2 separate regions of the Homo sapiens genome follow, and region 2 is linked to region 1. The links are chromatin loops, found by intact Hi-C in ENCODE. Cell type or tissue: CD4-positive, alpha-beta T cell. All regions are shown on one strand. Each heading gives the region's core, and the rest is flanking DNA. Links, peaks and the distances in the headings are about the cores only. Region 1 overlaps NCOR2 (nuclear receptor corepressor 2). Region 2 overlaps NCOR2 (nuclear receptor corepressor 2).

Region 1 (11,604 bases), core at 1,894-9,893:
TGCAGCCTCGACCTCCCAGGCTCAAGCAATCCTCCCATCTCAGCCTCCTGAGTAGCTGGGACTACAGGCACATGTCACCATGCTCTGCCAGTTGTTTTGATTTTTAGTAGAGATGAGGTGTCATTATGTTGCCCGGGCTGGTCTTGAACTCCTGAGCTCAGGAGATCCTCCTGCCTTGGCCTCCCAGAGTGCTGTGGTTACAGGTGTGAGCCACTGCACCCAGCCCCTTTTTACTTTTTCTTTTTTTTTAATCCCTTAAGTCCAGCTGGAGTACCTGGTCCCAATGGTTGACCAGAAAATAAATAAGTCCCCAGCATGTCTCATGACAAGCCACAGTTGATTTCTCCCGGCTGGGTCTCCCATGTGGGCTCTTGGAGCCGCGGCCTTTCCCAAGGGGCGGGTGTTCCGGATTCTCAGAACAGCAGGGCACATGCTGCTGCCTTCCAGCTTATTAAAAAGAGGAAGAAAACGGCCCGCGCCTCCTTCCCCCAGGCCTCTGGGCCTGCATGCAGAAACCTGAAGCCTGCAATTAAGTGAAACTCGATCCTTAGTGGGGAGAGGTTCTCCTGGGCTGCTGGAAGAGACTCCAGGTCCCAGACCCCGAGGAGGACCACTGGCTTGTCACAGACTATGTGGGGTCTTGGGGGCAAAGAGGCGGCCAGGGGAGAGAGGAGAGAGGGAGACCAGGCCGGCCGAGCCTTAGCCCAGGACACCAGACTCGGGGCTGTAAGCTAAGGTGGCTTTTGTTAAAAGAGAAAAAAATGACAGGTGACTTTCAAGTCACGGGAGCCCCCTTCCTGGAGGCCACCGCCTCTCACTGGGGCCTGGGCTTTTCCACGAGCCTCTGTGTATCGCTGCACGGCCTGGGAACCTGCCTTGTCTGTGGACACGTGGATCTGTGCGCGCTGCTCTCCTGTTTGCTACTGGGGGAGCCGTATGACTGCTAGTTTTGTAGGTCAAAAGTGGTCGAGTATTGACAGCTTTGTATATAATTCAGTGCAGTCGTTTTCTCGGCTAGACAAGCGGCAGACCTGAGTGGTTCCAGACACTTTGTTCTCATGCACCTTATCACATGACTCTGCCTCAGTTTCCTAATATGTAAAATGAGGACCTAAGCAGTCCTCACCTTCTAGGGTTGTTTTGAGAATTAGAAGGGTAATAGACACAGCATCCAGAACCGTGGCATTAGCTATCATTATTTTTATCTGTATGATTACAGGTTTTCACCATGTGCTGGTGCAAACCAGCTTTGATCCAGTTGGCTAATTTTAACTTCTTGTAGTATTTTGTCATGGGGATGTGACGTGAGCTTGGTGTGTTTCCTGGAGAAAGCTACTTGGTGCTTGCCATGGGAAGGGGCTGCCGGGGACTTTCTAGAGAGCACCTCTGGGTGCCTGGGTGCCGTGGCCAGTGGATTTGCCAGCTCTGGGCTTCTCCTGGTGATGCCAGGGGTGCTCCACGGGGGCTTTGCTGGGTCAGCCCTCTCTCCATTGAGGTGTGGGCCCCCCTGCCAGGTCCTAGTGGAGCCACCCAGGGCCAGGCTGGGCATGTGGTTTGGCAGCTGCTTTACATAAAAGACTGTTTTTGGTTTTTGGAAGCAGAACAAATGTGTTCTCTATAAGCTGGAAAATCAGGAAGGAAAAGCTTGCACATAAAAAATACAACCACGTTCCTACCCCCCAGAGAGAGACTGCCAGCCTCCTGGCCAATGTAGTTTCTGATGAAAAGGAACAGAGCTGTCCTCCCCCCCGTTCACCATCCTCCCCCTGCCAGTGGCTGCTGGGGGAAGGAGCTATGAGATATACAGATTGTGGAGCCCCCACTCTAGACCCAGTAGGTTAGACTCCTGAAGGATGGGGCAGGTATTTGGCAGCTGGGGTGGGGCTGTGAGTCAGTGGGACCTGGGTTCAGGTCCCGCCTCTGCCTTCCTTCCATTAGGTGGGGCAGGAAGCCTTGCCTCTCTGAGCCCTGTGACCTCGTCTTCTTGAATGTGTCCTGCAGGGAGGCCCTGCACACAGTGGGTGCCCAACTGACACTCTCATGCATTTGGTAAGAACGGCAGGGTTCTCAGCCTGGGCACTGTTCGGGTTTTGGGGGTTGGGTCACTCTCTGTTGCAGGGGCTGCTCTGGGCAACACCCCTGCTTCCATCCACCAGACCCCAGTAGCACCTCAGCCCCCTTTGCTGCCGCCAGAAATGCCTCCAGACATTGCCTGCGGTCCTCTGGGGGTCACAGTCACTCCCGCCAGACCCCTGCGATACAGGATCTTAGAGAGGGACCTCAGGAGGGGAGAAAGGTCCTGCGAAGGAGTTTTCCTCGGAGCTTGCGCCCAGCATGTAGATTTTGTTCATTCACATACTTGCCATAAGTACCTAGCGTGTACTTCCCCTAGGCAGGCGTGACACTCTGCCCATCCACCCCTGCCTTCCCAGTGGGATAGGGTGGTGACTCAAGGCCCCGTTCCTGCCGCCCTCTCTCCCTCCGTGAAACGTGATAAGGTTATCTTGAGGGGTTGCTGGTGATACGGCGAGGCGCTCTGTCACCTTCAGGCGGGCTGTTTTCTTTCTGGGCCTCGGTTTCCCCATCTGGAGAAGGGTGTTCGTAATAGCATTTACCTCCTGGGTTGCAGTGGGGAGTCAGGAGTCACTGTGGCTGTGATGATGAGCCCATGATGTGTGACCGCTTCTGTCCTGGGGCTCCCTCAGCCCGCTGTGCCCCGGCGCTGGGGCAGAAGCCCTTGGTACCTTCTCTGTGCCTGGCCTCGCGGGTGGGGGTTTCTACTGCAGGGGGCTCAGTTGCCTTCCTCCCCAGGCCCCCAAGGAGCCAGCTCAGCAGAGATCCCTAGGGGGATTAAGTGGGTTCATTTGATCCCGAACGTGAACCTGAGCAGGCGGCTTATCTCCTCGAAAGCCAGACGGGCAGTGGGCCACCCGGCCAAGCGGGGAGTGTGGGATTTTATCCTCCAGCCGCGGCCCTGCCCCTCCCACCGCCAGCCCCTCAGCTGCGTGCCTGCCTGTCTCAGTGCGGCACATGCCACGTGAATTCATCTGATCCTCTCGGTGATCTCGTGACCCAGCAACCATCATCATTGCCAGGCAAGCAGCGAAGGCTCAGAGAGGTTAGCTCCCTGGCTCAGCGCCACACTGCATCCCAACCACCCTGACAATATTTACCCCATAGACTTGGGAAATCCCCTCTACTCCTGGGCAATGAAATTCCTCCTTAATACAGACTAGACTCGACACAGAATTAACAACAACAGCAAAAATCTGTGCGGTGCCCCAACCGTCGGGTAAGGGGAAGCGGGGAAACGAGAGGGAGGAGTGGCTGGCTCCCACTCAGAATGAGTAAGCGTGGATTCGCGAGAAAGCAGATCAGAGCCCTGCAGTGCTGGGGGGAGAGGAGAGTGACATTTAAGAAACAGCTAGTATTTGGACTGGTTCTGGCAGGTTTTTTTGAATGGCCAGGTCATTTGAAAACTGTGTAGGGAGGGTGACTTTTATGGAGTAGGACTGTCCCAAAGGCCATGAGCCAGTCATGGGGCAGCCAAAAACATCCCTGGGGTGGGGACCCTGCCATGGAGATCCCCCGCCCCGCCCTAACAGCACAGAAAAAAATAACAGGAACAGTAAAGATAATATGCTGTTATTGTGAGATGGAATAATAATAAACAGTAACTATGTTTGGGGGGGAACAGCATTGCCATCGAGACCCTCTGTTTTCATATCAATAATAATGACAAAAAGAAAAGAATGGCAGACCAGGCACCATGATGGACCCCCACTCTGTCGCCGTCTGGCTTGGACGACTGCAGTAGCCTCTTCGGGGTCCCCAGTCCACTCTGGTCACACCTGTCTGGTCTCTGAGTTGCAGCCAGAGGGATCCCATCAGAAGGTCCATGAGACTCTGGCCCCACACTCTCCATTCTCTTCCCACTGCTCTGAGAATAAATTCAGAGGCCACCCGGGAGCTCCTCAGCCCTCACCGACCGCATCTGCCTCTGGGCCTTCGCGTTTGTTGTTCCCCCCACCTGGAATGCTGTTCCCTGCATATTGACACAGCTGGCTCCTTGCTGCCATTCAGGTCCCAGCTCAGTGCACGTTTAGGAGGCCTGATGTGATGTGGAGGAGAGTTAGAGTGGAGGAGAGGTCCCATAGGAGGGGACCTGCCCGGCCTGGGGCACCCCAGGCCCCTCTCTCCCACCAGCTGGCTCCTTCACCAGATTCCACATCATCATAGTTCTTATGGTTATTTTATAACCTTACAAGTTTTAGAATTATATCTCATTCTGTATGTGTATTTATATATATGTTGTTATATATATGAATATGTATTCTTTATAACACACTTTTCTCATATAAAAATATATGATTGGTCTCTCCATACAATGGAATATTATTCAGCCATGAAAAGGAATGAAGTACGGATGCATGCTACACTGCGGGTGAACCTTGAAACCATGATGCTGAGTGAAAGAAGCCAGACACACAAGGCCACATAGTGTACGATTCCACTTTCATGAAATGCCCAGAACAGGCAAACCCATGGAGACAGAAAGCAGATTGGTGGTTGCCAGAGGCTGGAAGGAGGGGACCTGGGGAGAACCTACTCCATGTTGATGGGGTCTCCTTTTAGAGTGATGAAAATGTTTTGGAATTAGATAGAGGTGATGGTCGCACAGCACTGGGAATGTCCTAAATGTCAGAGCTGCCTACTTTATAGTGGTTAATTTTATGTAATGTGAATTTCTTCTCCATTTGAAAAATGTGGGAACTAAAAAAATGGAGTAGTCCCCCCTTAATCTTGGGGGATATATTCTAAGACCCCCAGTGGATGCCTGAAGCTGCAGACAGTATGGAACCCTATATACACTCCATCTTTTCCTACACATACAGACCTATGACAAGGTTTTCTTTACAAATTAGGCACAGTGAGAGATTAACAACCATAACTAATAATAAAATAGGACAGGCCAGGTGTGGTGGCTCATGCCTGTAACCCCAGCACTTCGGGAAGCCAAGGTGGGTGGATCTCTTGAGGCCAGGAGTTCGAGACCAGCCTGGCCAACATGGTGAAACCCCGTCTCTACTAAAAATACAACAAAATGTAGCCAGTCGTGGTGGCGAGTGCCTGTAATCCCAGTTACTCAGGAGGGTGAGGCAGGAGAATCACTTGAACTTGGGAGGTCGAGGTTGCAGTGAGCCGAGATTGCACCATTGCACTCCAGCCTGGGCGACAGAGCGAGACTCCATCTCAAAAAAAATAAAAATAAATAAAATATTATAAAAAGACAATGTTAACGGTATGCTAGCATCACTACTCTTGTGCTTTGGGGCCATTGTTCAGTCAGATAAGGGCTACTTGAATACAGGCACTGCTCTACCATCACAGTTGATCTGATTCCCGGGATGGACACTCACAGGCAGGACCGTCTGCAGAGTGGGTCCTCCCGGGCAGAGGGAGGGGTCATGTCCTGGGCTGGACAGGACGCGACGGTGCAAGATCTCATCATGCTACTTAGAACAGCGTGCAATTTAAAACTTAGGAATTGGCTGGGCGCGGTGGCTCATGCCTGTAACCCCAGCACTTTGAAAGGCCAAGGTGGGTGGATCTCGAGGCCAGGAGTTTGAGACCAGCCTGGCCAACATGGTGAAACCCTGACTATACTAAAAATACAAAAATTAGCTGAGCGTGATGGCAGACGCCTGTAATCCCAGATACTCAGGAGGCTGAGGCAGGATAATCACTTGAACCCAGGAGGTGGAGGCGGAGGCTGCAGTGAGCTGAGGTCACACCACTGCACTCCAGCCTGTATAACAGAGTGAGAAAAACAAAACAAAACAAAAACCCAAAACCCAAAAACTTACGAATTGTTTATTTGTGGAATTTTCCGTTTGTTTTCAGACCACCATACTGAAACTGTGGAAAGCTGCCGTGGCTAAGCAGGAACTGCTGTACATATTTATTAAGCCCTTACTGTATGCTGGGCATTCACTCTTACTGTAGGCAGGCATTCGCTCACTGAGCCTCTGAGTCAGCCCTGTGAGCTGAGTTTCTATTTTACGGCGAGGAAACAGGCAGGCTCGGAAGGGTTAAGCCACGTGCCCAGGGTCACAGAGCTAGAAAGCAGTGCAGCTAGGTTTTGAACCCGGGTCTCAGACCCTATCCTGAGATCACGAGACCTGTGCTCTGTGGCCTTGCTGCAGGCTGAGCCCTGCAGGGAGCAGAAACAGCCTGTGCCTGGGATGGGTCTCTCCTGCCTGTCTATGCTTCACCTATGCATACCCCTGAACTGCTGCCCCAGGTAATGTGTGGCTTTGCATGTGTCCTGGGTGACACGGAGACTCTGAGGTGGGGCCAGTTCACAGCTCTGCCTGTGTGCATGGAACTTTGCTCATCTGCCGGGCCCAGAGAGGGTCCCCAGGCTGAAAGGCTGTTCCACGCCACTCGTCCCCCACCCCCACCCTCACCCTGACCACAGAAGCAAGAACTTCCCAGCACGGGGCGGCGCAGGGAAGCAGCGTGGCTCACTCTGTGGAGTATGTGGGGCCACTGGGCTGTTTCAGTTTCTGCTGCGTTTCTTGCTCTGACTCAGGGCCCTGACCCCAGCCGGGCCACTTGGGCTTCTGAACGCCTGCTGGGCTGAGCTGAGCTCACCGGTACATGAGAAAGATCCCGGGCTGAGCTGCCCTTGCCTGGCGTCTTTGGGCCTTGGTTTTCCCATCTGTGTGGTGGGGGCTTCGAGGGTCCCCGTGTGTCGGTGGGTTGGTGTGGAGGGATTGGGTGTGGACACCAGGGGCTGAAAGCTGATGGGGACCCATGGGGAAACCTGTGCCTCGGACCCCTCCAGACCAGAGGCTCCTGCAGAGCCCTGCCCATGGAAGATCTGGGTCAGGGGCTGCCTTGTCTCTGGGTGCTTCTGTTGTCACTGGCCTCTGGCCCCAGCCTGGTGGTCACCAAAGCCTATGTTTCCCCTGGGCCTGCTGCGGAGGTGGGAGGCAGGGAAGGTGGGCTCTTATCCAGTCCTCTCATCGTGGCCCTCCGAGACTCTGCTCCCTCCCCCTGGGCCCCGCTTCTGGGTGTTCGAGGTGCTGGGGACATTGGTGTCTCAGTAGGGTTGCAGGCTGGCAAGGGGCCCTGGGGAGGTGGCCTGGTGAACCCCGATGGTGAGCTTCAACTGAGCACTGCTGGGTGCCAGGTTGTAAATTTCTCTTCAGAGTAGCCCCTGGCATCATCCCCGTTTTACAGATGGGCACACTGAGGTTCCGAGAAGCAAGGCACCTTCCTCAGGCTTTAAAAAATGACAGCACTAGGGCTGGAGCGGGAGCCAGCCTGATTTTAGCCACCTAATATAATTGCCTCCGTTTCACCGAGAGGAAACTGCCTCTGCGAAGTTGAGCAGCACACACAGGGGTCGCAGTCTCCTGCCAAGATGAGATGGCTCAGGGATTTGATCTGGGTCTCAGGCCCATTTGGGGCCCACCGGGGACTCTGTATGTCAGCCCCACTTGTGCCTGGCTGTCCCCTCCTGTGTGTGGGCACCGGCTGAATGGTGGAAGCAGGTCCCTCCTGGGAGCAGGTCACGGGTGCTGGGGCTGCATCCCTGACCTACCCTGGGCCCGGGCGGGTGTGGAGGCAGAGGAGGATGTCCTGGGGGTTTGAGTGGGGGCGGAGCCTGCTTGTGAGGTGGAAGGTGGGGCAACTGAATCAGTGTGGGCCACCCTCCCACCCTGAATATCCCCAGGCCCTCGTGACAAATCTCTTTCACCATCTCTTGACCCAGCAATTAATTGCTTCTGGCGGATGGTGCCCCCGCCCTCCAGGGAGCTTCTAAAGGCCAGACCCTGCTCCTGGGCGGGCAGCCCGGGGCAGAGGCTGGGGAGAGTCTGCAGTGGTTTTTCTGTTCAGCTGCAGATTCAGGGGTCCCCAGGCCAGGCAGCCTCTCTGGGAGAAGCCAGCAGCTGACATTTTGGGGTACTTGCTCTGCCTATCTGTGGGGCTAAACCTGAGTTCATCTACAGCATACTGTGAGGCAGGTGTTGTGATGTTCCTCTTTTACAGACAGGGTCACTGCGGGGCATAGAGAGGTTTCCCGAAGCTTCCATCTCATCCAGCAGTCTCCAGTGCACCCTTTCCATTCATCTCCCTCCCCGCTGGGGCTCCCCGGGCAGGGGGTGCCGGGCAGAGGCGGCGTCGCTGGTGCTGACTGACGCTGAGTGTGGATCCCAGTCCTGGGAACTCTCTGGGAGGGCTTTCTTGCCTCACTGCCTCCATCTGCACAGGGGGAGGATGTGGGGCGGTTGTTAAGAATTAAACGAGTTAATCATCGTAAGGGGCTTAGCATTGTGCGGAGGCAGCGAAACCCTGAGCTTCAGGCACCGAGGGGCTGTCGGTGCCTGTGAGGGTGAGGGGGCTGGACAGACAGGTGGACGGACAGCTGGCCTTTCCGTGCTGCCGCGTGGGGCCTCCGCGGCCTCCCGGCCTGGGCTGCGCTCCCTGCCCTGTCGTGGCCCGTGCTTGGCCATGAGCCAGGCTGCTGCCACCCCGACAGAGCCCGCGTCCCCCTTCCCTCCCAAAAGCGGTCGATACCCCGGCTCCTTCCTGGCCTCTAATTGCTCCTGCCGGCTGCTGTCTCTGATGGCGGCCCCACACCCCGCAGCGAGGAGAGGGGCGGCGAGGTTTCTGGGAAGCCTAGTCCCTGCTAAATCCACGGCGCTGTCGGGGTGGAGAATGGAGTGGCCGAGGGCAGAGGGTCAGATGCTCGGGGTCCCGTCTCCCCGCCCCTCACTGGCTGTGTGACCTGGGGCAGGTAACCCCGTGTGGGTCTGTTTCCCCACCCCTGAAACAGGGTCCGGACAGTGGAGATGCACGTGGCCTGGCAGGAAGTGAGGGCTGTTATTATTGTGATGATCGTTGTCATGGTTTTTTGCAGCGGCTCCTCCCCAGTCGCTATGCCCGGTGTCAGTGCAGCCTTCCTTGTTGGGAGCAGACAGGTGGCCCTGGGGCTGGGGCGCGTTCCTGGGCAGGGCACGGGGTTGCTCCTCAGTCCCCCTCTGGACGGGGCTGCGGCCCATCCCCACCTCCCTACTGATCCCATTGCAGGCCCTGATCACTCACATCCATGCTGCCAGCCCCCTTGGCCTTGGTCTGGTGGCCCTTGCCCTAGCTGGTGGAGGAGGGATGGGAGGGAGAGAGGCTGTGACCCCCATCTTCGCCCACCCACCCGCCCTTGGCTGTTGCAGTCCAGTGGGGACTGAGACCTTGGTGAACTCTGGGTGGCTGCCTCTGCAGATTCCAGGAGGGCTGGCACGGGGCAGGCTGCCTCAGCTGTCCCTGGAGAAGGAAAACATATCCCGGCGGCTTCTCAATGGAAGGGCTGCGGAGCCTGCCTCCCTCCCGCTCTGGCTGTCTGGACTGCTGGCTACCACAGGGACGGGGACCAGGTGACACCACTGCAGGAGACAGGGGAGGCTCCTTGTTCACCCCGTGTGGGAAGATGTATCCGGTGGACCCCGGCCGGCCCTGGGAGGGCGGTGAGCCGCCTCCATGTCTCACGGCACCTAGGTTGTGCTGTGCTGGAAGTCCCCAAACTCCAGCCTGCAGGGAAGGCTTCTGGGAGTCATGCCTGCCCCTTGGGGGCCAGGGTCTGATCTGTGGGTCTGCGGGGTCCAGTTTAGAGCTTCTGCGGAGCACGCCCCGAGGCTGGCTCATGCTGGCCTGGCAGGTTCCTAGGGCCTGGGACGGGCGCTGAGGGTCTTGGCCTCGGTGCCCAGGGCAGAGGTGGCCTGGAGTGGAGCCTGGGCTGCTGTCGCCCACCTCGCCCATCTCTGTGGGCCCTGTGGGTGCTCAATCAACACCCGTCCTTCTCCCTTCTGGAAGATGTCCCTCATGTGGCCCTGCCAAGGGTGTGGCTGTTGTGGCCGGTGTGGCCGCTGGTCAGGGGAGGCTGGGCTGAGAGGGAGGATTTATACTGAGCCCTGGGCTTGAGTAATCATGGGTCCTGGAGGCACAGGAGCCCCGAGGCAATGGCCCGCCCTGTTCCTGTGGCTGCTGCAGGTCTGGTGGGAAAGGCTCCAGAGTCCAGACACCAAGCCCTTGCCCAGCATTGAGGCTGGAGCCCCACAGTTCTGATCCTCCATGCAGGAAGAGGCTGAGGCTGGGTCTGGGAGGGCAAGAGGTCGATGCCTCCATGGAGCCCTCAGGGATTGACCCAAAGGTGTCCTCGCTGGCCCTGCCCCACACTGTTCCTACTCAGTTATGTGTTCCACTGGAGCACGTGGCTCCCCTCCTGTGGCCAGGAACACAGCCCCCATCCCCTTCCAGCTCTCCACTCCCCATCCCCCTCCAACTCTCCACCCCCTCCCCCTCCAGCTCTCCACTCCCCACCCCCTCCATCTCCACTCCCCACCCCCTCCATCTCCACTCCCCATCCCCCTCCATCTCCACTCCCCATCCCCCTCCATATCCACCCCCATCCCCCTCCATATCCACCCCCATCCCCCTCCATCTCCACTCCCCATCTCCCTCCAGTTCCACTCCCCATCCCCCTCCAGCTCTCCACTCCCCACCCCCTCCATCTCTACTCTCCATCCCCTTCCATCCTCACCCCCATCCCCCTCCAGCTCCATCCCCACCCCCCCACCATCTCCACTCCCCACCTGCTCCATCTCCACTTCCCATCCCCTTCAATCTCCACTCCTCATACCCCTCCATCACCACTCCCCTTCCCTCTCCATCTCCACTCCCCACCCCTCCATCTCCTCCTCCATCCCCTTCCATCTCCACTCCCCGTCCCCCTCCAGCTCTCCACTCCCCATCCCCCTCTAGCTCTCCACTCCCCACCCCATCCAGCTCCACTCCCCATCCTCCTCCAGCTCTCCACTTCCCATCCCCCTCCAGCTCTCCACTTCCCATCCCCTCCATCTCCACTCCCCATCCCCCTCCAGCTCTTCACTCCCCATCCCCCTCCATCTCCCCCATCCCCCTCTAGCTCTCCACCCCCAGCCACTTCCATCTTCTCTCCCCATCTCCCTCCATCTCCACCTCCATCCCCCTCCATCACTGCTCCCCATCCCCCTCCATCTCCACTCCCCATCTCCCTCCAGCTCTCCACTCCCCATCCCCCTCCAGCTCTTCACTCCCCATCCCCCTCCAGCTCTCCACTCAATCCCCCTCCATCTCCACTCCCCACCCCCTCCATCTCCACTCCCCATCCCCCTTCATCTCCACCCCATCCCCCTCCATCTCCATTCCCCATCTTCCTCTAGCTCTTCACCCCAGATCCCCCTCCAGCTCTCTACTCCCCATCCCCCTCCATCTCCACTCCCCATCCCCCTCCAGCTCTCCACTCCCCACCCCCCTCCAGCTCTCCACTCTCCAGCCCCCTCCATCTCCACTCTCCATCCCCTTCCATCTCCACCCCCATCCCCCTCCAGCTCTTCACTCCCCATTCCCCTCCATATCCACCCCTCCACCTCCCATCCCCCTCCAGCTCTCCACCCCCATCCCCCTCCATCTCCCCACTCCCCATCCCCCTCCATCTCTCCACTCCCCACCCCCCTCCATCTCCACCCCCATCTCCCTCCAGCTCTTCACTCCCCATCC
Region 2 (8,000 bases), core at 1-8,000, 150 kb after region 1:
TTAAAAGGCTTTGGGGTTTATTTTTATTTCGCTTGGCTCAGAGGGATGGAAAGATGGTCTGGTTTGGCAGCTGCCTGCAGGGAGGACCTTGGGGTGTCCAAGAAAATCAGTGTGTGCTTTAAAAGAAATCAGGCGGGATGACAGGAAATCGGGAGGCGGTGCCAGGAGGAGCTCACACTCCCTCCTCTATCTCGGTGAGGGGAGGGGCGGTAGGCCCAGAGTGGCTGGGACAGGTCGGGGAGGCAGATGACAGGAAGAGGCCCAAGTAAGGAGGCTGGCTTGGCTCCCAGCCTCTCTGATCTGCTCTGTAAAATGGGCTTGTTCTGTCCCCCTGGGGTGCTGGCATGCGAGGGAGACCAGGCCCAGGCAGCAGAGCAGCCACCTCCACGCAGGCCTGGGGCCTTCCTGGGCTCTGGGGAATCAGGGGCATCCCCCCACCTCCCCGTTTTACAGACTCGGAGACCGAGGCTTAGAGAGGTGGCCTGAGCTCTGTCGGGGGCAGGGCAGGGCTGGGGCATCAGGGGTGTGTCCCCAGCTTCCCAGATGCTCAGGCACCCCTGCCGAGGCTCACCAGGGCACCTCTCTCAACCCAGATCACATCTGCCCCTCTTAAATATCCGGGCCAGATGCGGATGTAAGCATGGTGAGGATTCTCTCATTTCAACCTCCCAGCCCTCAGCTGAGGCACAGGCATGCTGAATACCCCCATTGTCAAGGCGAAGGAGTCGGCACAGAGAGGTTAAGACCCTCATCCAAGCTCACACAGCCACTGTGTGGAAAGGGCAGGAATTGAAGCCAGCACTTCTGACACCAATGCTTCCTGCCCCTCACCCCGACTCCGCCTCCCCAGGCCCCTAGGGCGGCAAGACCCCAGGCCGTGCCTCTCCCCATCTCATGCCAGTGGGGCCTGGCTTCCCGGTTGTTTATGACCTCTTCTGGGTGGACTCCACGGGTTTTCCTCCTCCTCCCCCAGCTCAGGCTGAGCCCAGGTGCAGAGATTCACCTGTTCACGGTTTTCTTCCCTCCCCACTCCCCTCTGCCCTCCCCCGGGGTCTGACAGCAGCAGCAACAACAGCAGCAGCAGCAGCAGCAGCAGCAGCAGCAGCAGCCCATGCCCCGCAGCAGCCAGGAGGAGAAAGATGAGAAGGAGAAGGAAAAGGAGGCGGAGAAGGAGGAGGAGAAGCCGGAGGTGGAGAACGACAAGGAAGACCTCCTCAAGTAAGGCAGCCTGCTGTCCCCTGCAGGGCCCGGCCGCTGACCCAACCCGGGTGGCACACGGTTCTGGGGGACCCTTTGTAGAGACGGGTGGGGTGCCCACCAATTGCCTGTGAGCAGGGGGGAGGGCTTTCTGCTCGTTTGCCCCTGACAGCCCCCCTTCCGGAAGCCCACCCATCGCCCTACTCCTCCTCCCTGGCTCCCCCCTCTCCTCCGCCCTCGCTTTCTTTCTCCAACCCTCTGGAGACTTTAGAGACTGATAGCTCATTTGAGCTCCACTCCTGAGCTAATAAATCCAGGCAATGACTTTGGAACTCTCTGCCTCCCTGCTTCCTCCCGCTCTTTCCTCCTGAGGCGCCAGGAAGGGGGAAAGGGGGATCAGAGGCCCTCCTGGAAGGACTAGGTGTGCAGGCGGCTGCTGTCACCTTTAGAATCATCGATGGCAGTGTGAGTTCTTGCAGATCAAGGCACAGCCTCACCGCGGGGGCCGTGACAGCCTCCTGTGCCTGCCAGGGGCTGCAGGAGTGCAGCCAGCTGGAGAAAGGGGGGCGGCACGACTTAGCGCCAGGTACCTGTAATGGGCTCAGGAATTTGGCTTCAGAGAACATCTGGCTTCCTCACCCCGTCTCCCAGACGCTTCCAGCAAGGGCCTTTCAGGAAGATGAATGGGAAGGCAGAGGTGATCAATCTGAGCCTCCCGCAGTAAAACTCTCCCCAGTCACTTCTGCGAGAGCCCCAGCTCGGGTATCGAGGTTGTGAGCACCCCCACACACCACAGCTAGGCCTGCAGGCTAGGCCTGCATAAAACCAGCAAGAGAGTTTCCTCCTGCCAATGTCTAAGATGATGCCCGGCCCTTGATAATACTGAAGGCCAATGTATTGCCTCTTATAGAGCCCCTCTGGAAATAGCTCCTCTGTGGCGAATAAAATGGCCCTATAAATTGCTGCCAGCCCACGCCCCCATTTAGTTCACCAAATAGTCTTGCAGACAGTATCTCTCTATTTGGTGCATAAAATGGTCTTGCAGATAACCACCAGCCCAGAAGAAAGTAGCCTTGCAGGAAAGCTCCCAGTACCTCCCATTTGGGGAATAAAATAGCCAGCCAATTAACTACCTGTCCACATGGCCTTATTGGTGAATTAAGTTGATAGCCCAGGTTACACCCCCATCCTTTCTTTTTCTTTTTTTTTTTTTTGAGACAGGGTCTTGTTCTGTCACCCAGGCTGGAGTGCAGTGGTATAATCATGGCTCACTGCAGCCTCGACCTCCCAGGCTCAAGAGATCCCCCTACCTTAGCTTCCCAAGTAGCTGGGACCATCAGCATATGCCACCACGCCTGGCTAATTTTCTGATCTTTTTCTTTTGTAGAGATGGAGTCTTGCTGTGTTGCCCAGGCTGGTCTTAAACTCCTGGGCTCAAGCAGTCCTCCAACTTCGGCCTCCCAAAGTGCTGAGATTACAGGTGTGACCCAGCACACCTGGCCGCAACTCCCTTTTGAGAAATAGCATGGTGTTGTCCTGCCAGCTGTACTCCCACTTCTGGTGAACATGGAGCCCCTGCAGACTTGCCCCTGGCCACCCTCACCTCAGGCCTCTCCCCCTCTTTCCTAGCGTCCGATTAGTGCCATGGCTGGCAGCCAGTGCAAATCCAGCTAAAGAAACAGTCTCCTCCAGTGGCTGTTTGATTTCCCGGCTCGGGTGAAGCCATCCTATCTCCCCTCTCTGGCCTGTAGGGAGAAGACAGACGACACCTCAGGGGAGGACAACGACGAGAAGGAGGCTGTGGCCTCCAAAGGCCGCAAAACTGCCAACAGCCAGGGAAGACGCAAAGGCCGCATCACCCGCTCAATGGCTAATGAGGCCAACAGCGAGGAGGCCATCACCCCCCAGCAGAGCGCCGAGCTGGGTGAGCTGGGGGCCAGGGATGCGGGTGGGGAAGGGGCTGGAGACACGGCGGGTTGCGCTCATATGAAAGTTTCGTGCAATTTGAGTTAATTGGCAACAGCCAAGGGGTTGGTGTAAGTCATGGTTGGAGTCAAATCCCAGCGCTACCTACTGGATGTGCTGTGTGGCCCAGCATGAATTCCTGAACCTCTCTGTGCCTCAGGGTCCTCATGTTCTCAGTGGGAGGAATCGGTGGTTACCTCTAACGTGGGGGGACAGTTGTAGTCACTTGCTATGTGAGAAGCACCTAGAACAGTGCCTGGGGTGTAGGAAGAGTTCAGTGGCTTCAACCACAGTGATTTCAGAGCAGGGAGATGTCACAAAAAATTCCCAGTGACCAGTTCCGGATTTTTTGGTTGTCGTTTTTAAAACAGAAGATCTGGCCACGCTTGGCCCAGGTTCCCATGAGGTGGCTGTTGTTGGGAGCCGAGTAACCACCACTCCTTCTTAGAATGTCATGGGCTCTACTTGTCCCCACCCAGCCTCTACCCTGGTAGGCATCTGGTTTTGTACCTTCACTTCCGTGGGCCTCAGTTTCCCCTTCTGTTGAGAAGGGTGTTCATCCCTCACTACCCTCCCAGAAAGTAGAAAAAAATGAGATGATGTGAGTGGCAGTTCCCAAGATTCGCCGCAGGGGGCAGCGGTGTGCGTCTGTTGTCTCTACTTTGTTTAGCTGTTAGGGTCCAGCCCTCCAGCCACTGCGGGAACCCACCCAGGGGCCCAAGCGCTCAGGCCGAAGCCCCGCCTGCCAGGGCTCATTCTCAGGGTGGAGATGCTGCTTCATCTCCCACAGACCCCCACCGTCCCCTGGGGTCCGGGTCATGCACCTGTCTCTTCTTCTCGTGGGATGTAGTTTGGACCTATTTCATAAATGGCCCACTCGAAGCTCAGAGAGGAAACGTTCCCTCTCTAAAAATTTCATTGTAGCTGGGGTTAGAACTCAGCCCCATTGGCCACAGAGCCTATGCAGCTCCTGCAGATATTTTCCAGCTGCCTCTTGGTGGCGGTGTACTTGGAGGCCCAGGGTGAAAGGGCTTTCTTCCTGCCTGATCTCTGGGGATAGTCCTCTCGGACCCAAGGCTGATGCTGGGGGCTCAGCCGCAGGGTGGAAAACACACTCCTAGGCCTTCCATGTCTCTTCTGGCACTGGGCACCCTCAGCACCCCTGGCACCCCTGGCTTCTGTAGGCTTCCTCTGGGAGTCCTGTGGGGAGGAATGGGAGCATCGATGAGGTCCCAGAGAGGCCCAGGCTGTGGCTGCAGAGATGGGGGAGGCTGGGGTGGCTCTGGCCTGTCGGGGCTGATGGGGCTGCCCATGGGGGTGGGGGCCGTCTCCCCTCTTCTGCTGGAACCTTCCGCCACTCCTCAGCCAGCCTCTGTTGGACACATACTCCCCCTGGCGCAGTTCCAGGTGCTGAGTCCATGGAGCTGACGTCCCTCGCACCCACCCCACTCATGGGTCTTAAGCAACTGGAAAGGAAGGGCCAGGGCTCACATCCAGAGGAGCTCGGCAGACAGACCCAAAAATAGTGCCACTGCAGAGATGCAGCCACCTCCAGCCAACCCCAAGGCCAGGTTGTGTCCCTTCCCAGTAACACCAGAAGCCCCTCCTTGTCCTGGATGAGTGGGGGTATGAACATTCCCTCTGGAGCAGGGCTTCTCCGCCATGGGCGATTTTACTCCCCCACTAGGGGACGCCAGGCAGTGTCTGTGAACAGTTTTGATGGTCACAATTGGAGTAGGGTTGCTGGAGTCCAGCGTGCAGAGTCCAGGGTTGCTAAGCATCCTGCCGTGATGGGACAGCCCCACAGTAATAGAAGAGCTGGGCTCCGAGAGGGTCCTCGGTCAGATGAGGTCCCGGCCCACCTGAAGCTTGTGTCCCACTGTCGCCACGTCACCAGGTGACCCCTTTCCCAACAGAGTGCAGGCAGAGGCAGTCATGGTCAAGGCCCTTGACTGCTTCAGTGTCCCCTTCTATAAAATGGGGTGATCGCAGGTGCCCCGACTTCAGCGGCTTGTGTGGAGGTTGGCCCCGACCAACGGCACGTGGGACTGCCCAGCACAGCTCCAGCCCAGCATAAAGGCTCAGGGAGTCAGGTGCCACGGTGGGTACTGGCTGGGGAGGGGCGTCTGAAATGTGGCCTTCCCACGGGGTTCAGAGCCGTGCGGTGACACCGTCAAGGCCTGGTCTACTCCCTCCCTGGCTCAAAGGAGAGAAAAGGGCAGAAGGCAAAGTGCCTCCTCTCCCGGCTCCTGCCAATAACCTGGCATCTTCTTTTCAGCCTCCATGGAGCTGAATGAGAGTTCTCGCTGGACAGAAGAAGAAATGGAAACAGCCAAGAAAGGTGAGGGGTGTGTGGCGGCTTTAAGCCTTGTTGGTTTGCATCCAGGGCGCCTGAAGCTCACGTGCTGGGGAGGGTGTTGACACATTTGGCCTTGAGCCAGGGGCTGTGGTGAGGCCTCTGGTGAGGTTCTGGTTCTGGGCTGTTCTCAGGTTTGTCACCCTGGAGCCTCAGTTTTACCTTCCAGAAAATGGGTCTGTGCAGCTGCGCTGTCAGGCTTGTCTTTGTGACTTGAGGGCGCAGCTCAGAGAGACACAGCTTGTGCTGTGCATGTAGTCAGCGAGTGGCTTCTGGGTGACCTCTGTGGCCAGCACCTCTGGGCCTTGGGGACAGAGCAGTGGCAGCACACCTGGGTATCTCGGGACAGTCAGAGCTTGCCGGCGGCCATCTCGGTAGAGTCCTGGGGTCAGGGAGACCTGCAGGGCGTTCATCCAGCCCTTAGAGCCCCAAAGGTCCTATCCTGGGCTCAAGTGTGCTGGGGCTTTGGAAACCTGTCTCAGGTTTGAGCACCCCAATCTGGGTGACGGGTTCTGGAGTGGATGGGGACACCCAGGCCGTTGGGGACAGTCGTGGGAGTGGCTCACACGGCAGGGAGCCAGCAGGCATTGGTGCTGGCAGCAGAAGCCATCCCGAGCAGATGGCCTTGTGATGTGCAGCACCGTGGGGGCTGGGGTCCAGTGCCTCCTAAGCCGGATCCCCTCTCAGCTGTGCTGTCTCCTGGCCAAGATCTTTACTTCCCAGCACAGTGACCTGCCTCTGGGCCTCGGTTTGCCCGTCTGTTGAGTGGGAGGGTCGTCTAGGTTGGCTGTGCGGAATCAGATAACCCTGTGTGAGGGCCCATGGTGGGCTGAGTGGGAGCGAATCTCCTCCCTCCCTCGGCCGTGCCTGGCCTGGGGCAGGGGCTGTCGGAGCTGGCGCATCACTGGCAGCACTGCTGAGGCCGGGGCAGCACCTGGCTCCCACGGCACGCTCACTCTCGGTTATCTAAGAGGTGGGGCCTGCTCCTGTCCCCGCCCATGTCCCTGTTTGTGGGCAAGGAGCCAGGAAGCAGAGGCCAAGGAGTGCCACGGGTTCCGGAGCTGGTGTGTGGGGCTGGGAGCAGGCCCAGGCCCCCACTCCCCGTCCCTGTCCCGTGCTTGGTCCCGTGGCCCTGCTGGAGTCGAGGCTGTCTGTGACGTGCGGTTTCTTTGTGCAGAAAGCTCCAGGTCGTGACTTATGGAGGGAACAAAGGCCCTTTATAGCAAACGCTCTTGGCACATAAGGGCAGGTGTATCTGAGAACAGCCTGGATCACGGGGCTCCTGGGCCCGGCCCCGTCCTCCACTGTAGTTGTGGGGGGTGCTGAGGGTCCCCACAGCCCTGAGAAGACCCCCACAGCCCCCGCCCTCACCCCGGGACCCTGCCCCTCGCCCTCAGAGCTCCTCCGGGGGCAGTCTGCCCTCCGCCCCCCAGGCTGAGGTGAACCTGGACCCAGAGAGACCCTCGCACCATTCAGGAAGGAGGGCCTGCCTGCCGCTGCAGGTCAGGCTCTGTGTGTGGTGAGTGAGAGGCATGCCAGCGGGGCCTGGGCACTGTATCCAGCTGGTAGGGCCTGGGCACTGTATCCAGCTGGTAGGGCCTGGGGCTGCTGTCAGCCCCCAGAGAGGCCACATTGTTGTTTCTCTGTCTTTAATGTCCACTTGGTGGTTTCTGGCATGTATTTCATTATAGGCTGCAAAAGAAGCTTTATTGAAATTGTGTGATTCCCGCCGCCTTTTATTTAATTTTGAGATGATACACATGGCACGAAGCTCAGCATTCTAACCACTGGAAAGTGAACATCTCAGTGGCATGAAGTACATCTGCATTGGTGTGCAACCCTCACCACTGCCTAGTTCCAGAACTTTTTCTCACCCCAGATGGAAATCCCATACCCATTAGCAGTCCCTCCCAGGGCCCCGCCCCAGCCCTACCAGCCCCTGGCAGCCACTAATGCACTCTCTGTCTCTGTGGATTGGCCTGTTCTGGGCGTTTCCAATGAATGGAATCCTACAGTTTGTGGCCTTTTGTGTCTGGCTCCTTTCTGGGAGCATGATGGTTCTGAGGTTCATCTGAGTAGCTTTGTACGGCTGAATAATATTCCCTCACCTGCACGGACCACATTTTGTCGGTCGTTCATCTCTTGGGGGATGTGTGGGTTGTTTCCATGTGGCTGTTGTGAAGAGTGCTGCTGTGAGCATTTGTGTAAAATTGTGTGAGATTTTTAATCACAGGTGAGTCCCTGGGATCTCAGCCTGTTGGCTGGGAGATTTCCCAGAGCACCCACCCATCGGAGGACTCCGCGTGGACATCCCCAAACGGTCAGCCCAGGGTCCCACCGCCTCTCCATCCCTTCTCGTGTCTCGTGTTGTCACTACCACCTCCTCACCGGTGACCACCCCCGCCCCCACCGCCCATTGCCTGAGAACTGGGAAGACAGTGCCTGCCCTCTGTTTGCCTTCTGGAAGGGCAGATCCGGAGGC

The links. A loop is a pair of places that touch in the nucleus more often than their neighbours do. Peaks named below come from ENCODE experiments on the same cell type or tissue, not always from the same donor. Only the 100,000 strongest peaks of a DNase experiment are listed, where the experiment ranks them.
Region 2: a loop joins it to region 1, with 2.4 times the contacts of the local background. A loop is called at or near these places in 3 of 110 quality-filtered maps.

What each region holds. Positions count from the first base shown.
Region 1 is chr12:124,540,659-124,552,262 of GRCh38, reverse strand. The region is part of intron 1 of NCOR2 (nuclear receptor corepressor 2); the gene reads left to right. Among named protein-coding and RNA genes, the nearest start is that of NCOR2, 21 kb to the left of the region's middle. RefSeq lists enhancers at 306-600, 184-1,002, 2,964-3,203, 7,689-8,223, 9,292-9,825 and a silencer at 786-1,080. In CD4-positive, alpha-beta T cell, for the core only: no CTCF peak of the experiment used is centred there; DNase peaks (open chromatin) are centred at 3,212, 3,312, 6,562 and 8,922; H3K4me3 peaks cover 647 bases.
Region 2 is chr12:124,395,622-124,403,621 of GRCh38, reverse strand. NCOR2 (nuclear receptor corepressor 2) reads left to right here. Exons shown (of 49, transcript NM_006312.6): 16 at 1,061-1,218; 17 at 2,949-3,121; 18 at 5,441-5,503. Among named protein-coding and RNA genes, the nearest start is that of MIR6880, 62 kb to the right of the region's middle. RefSeq lists enhancers at 1-335, 336-980, 3,936-4,435, 7,532-8,000. In CD4-positive, alpha-beta T cell, for the core only: a CTCF peak has its summit at 3,809; DNase peaks (open chromatin) are centred at 3,851 and 5,621.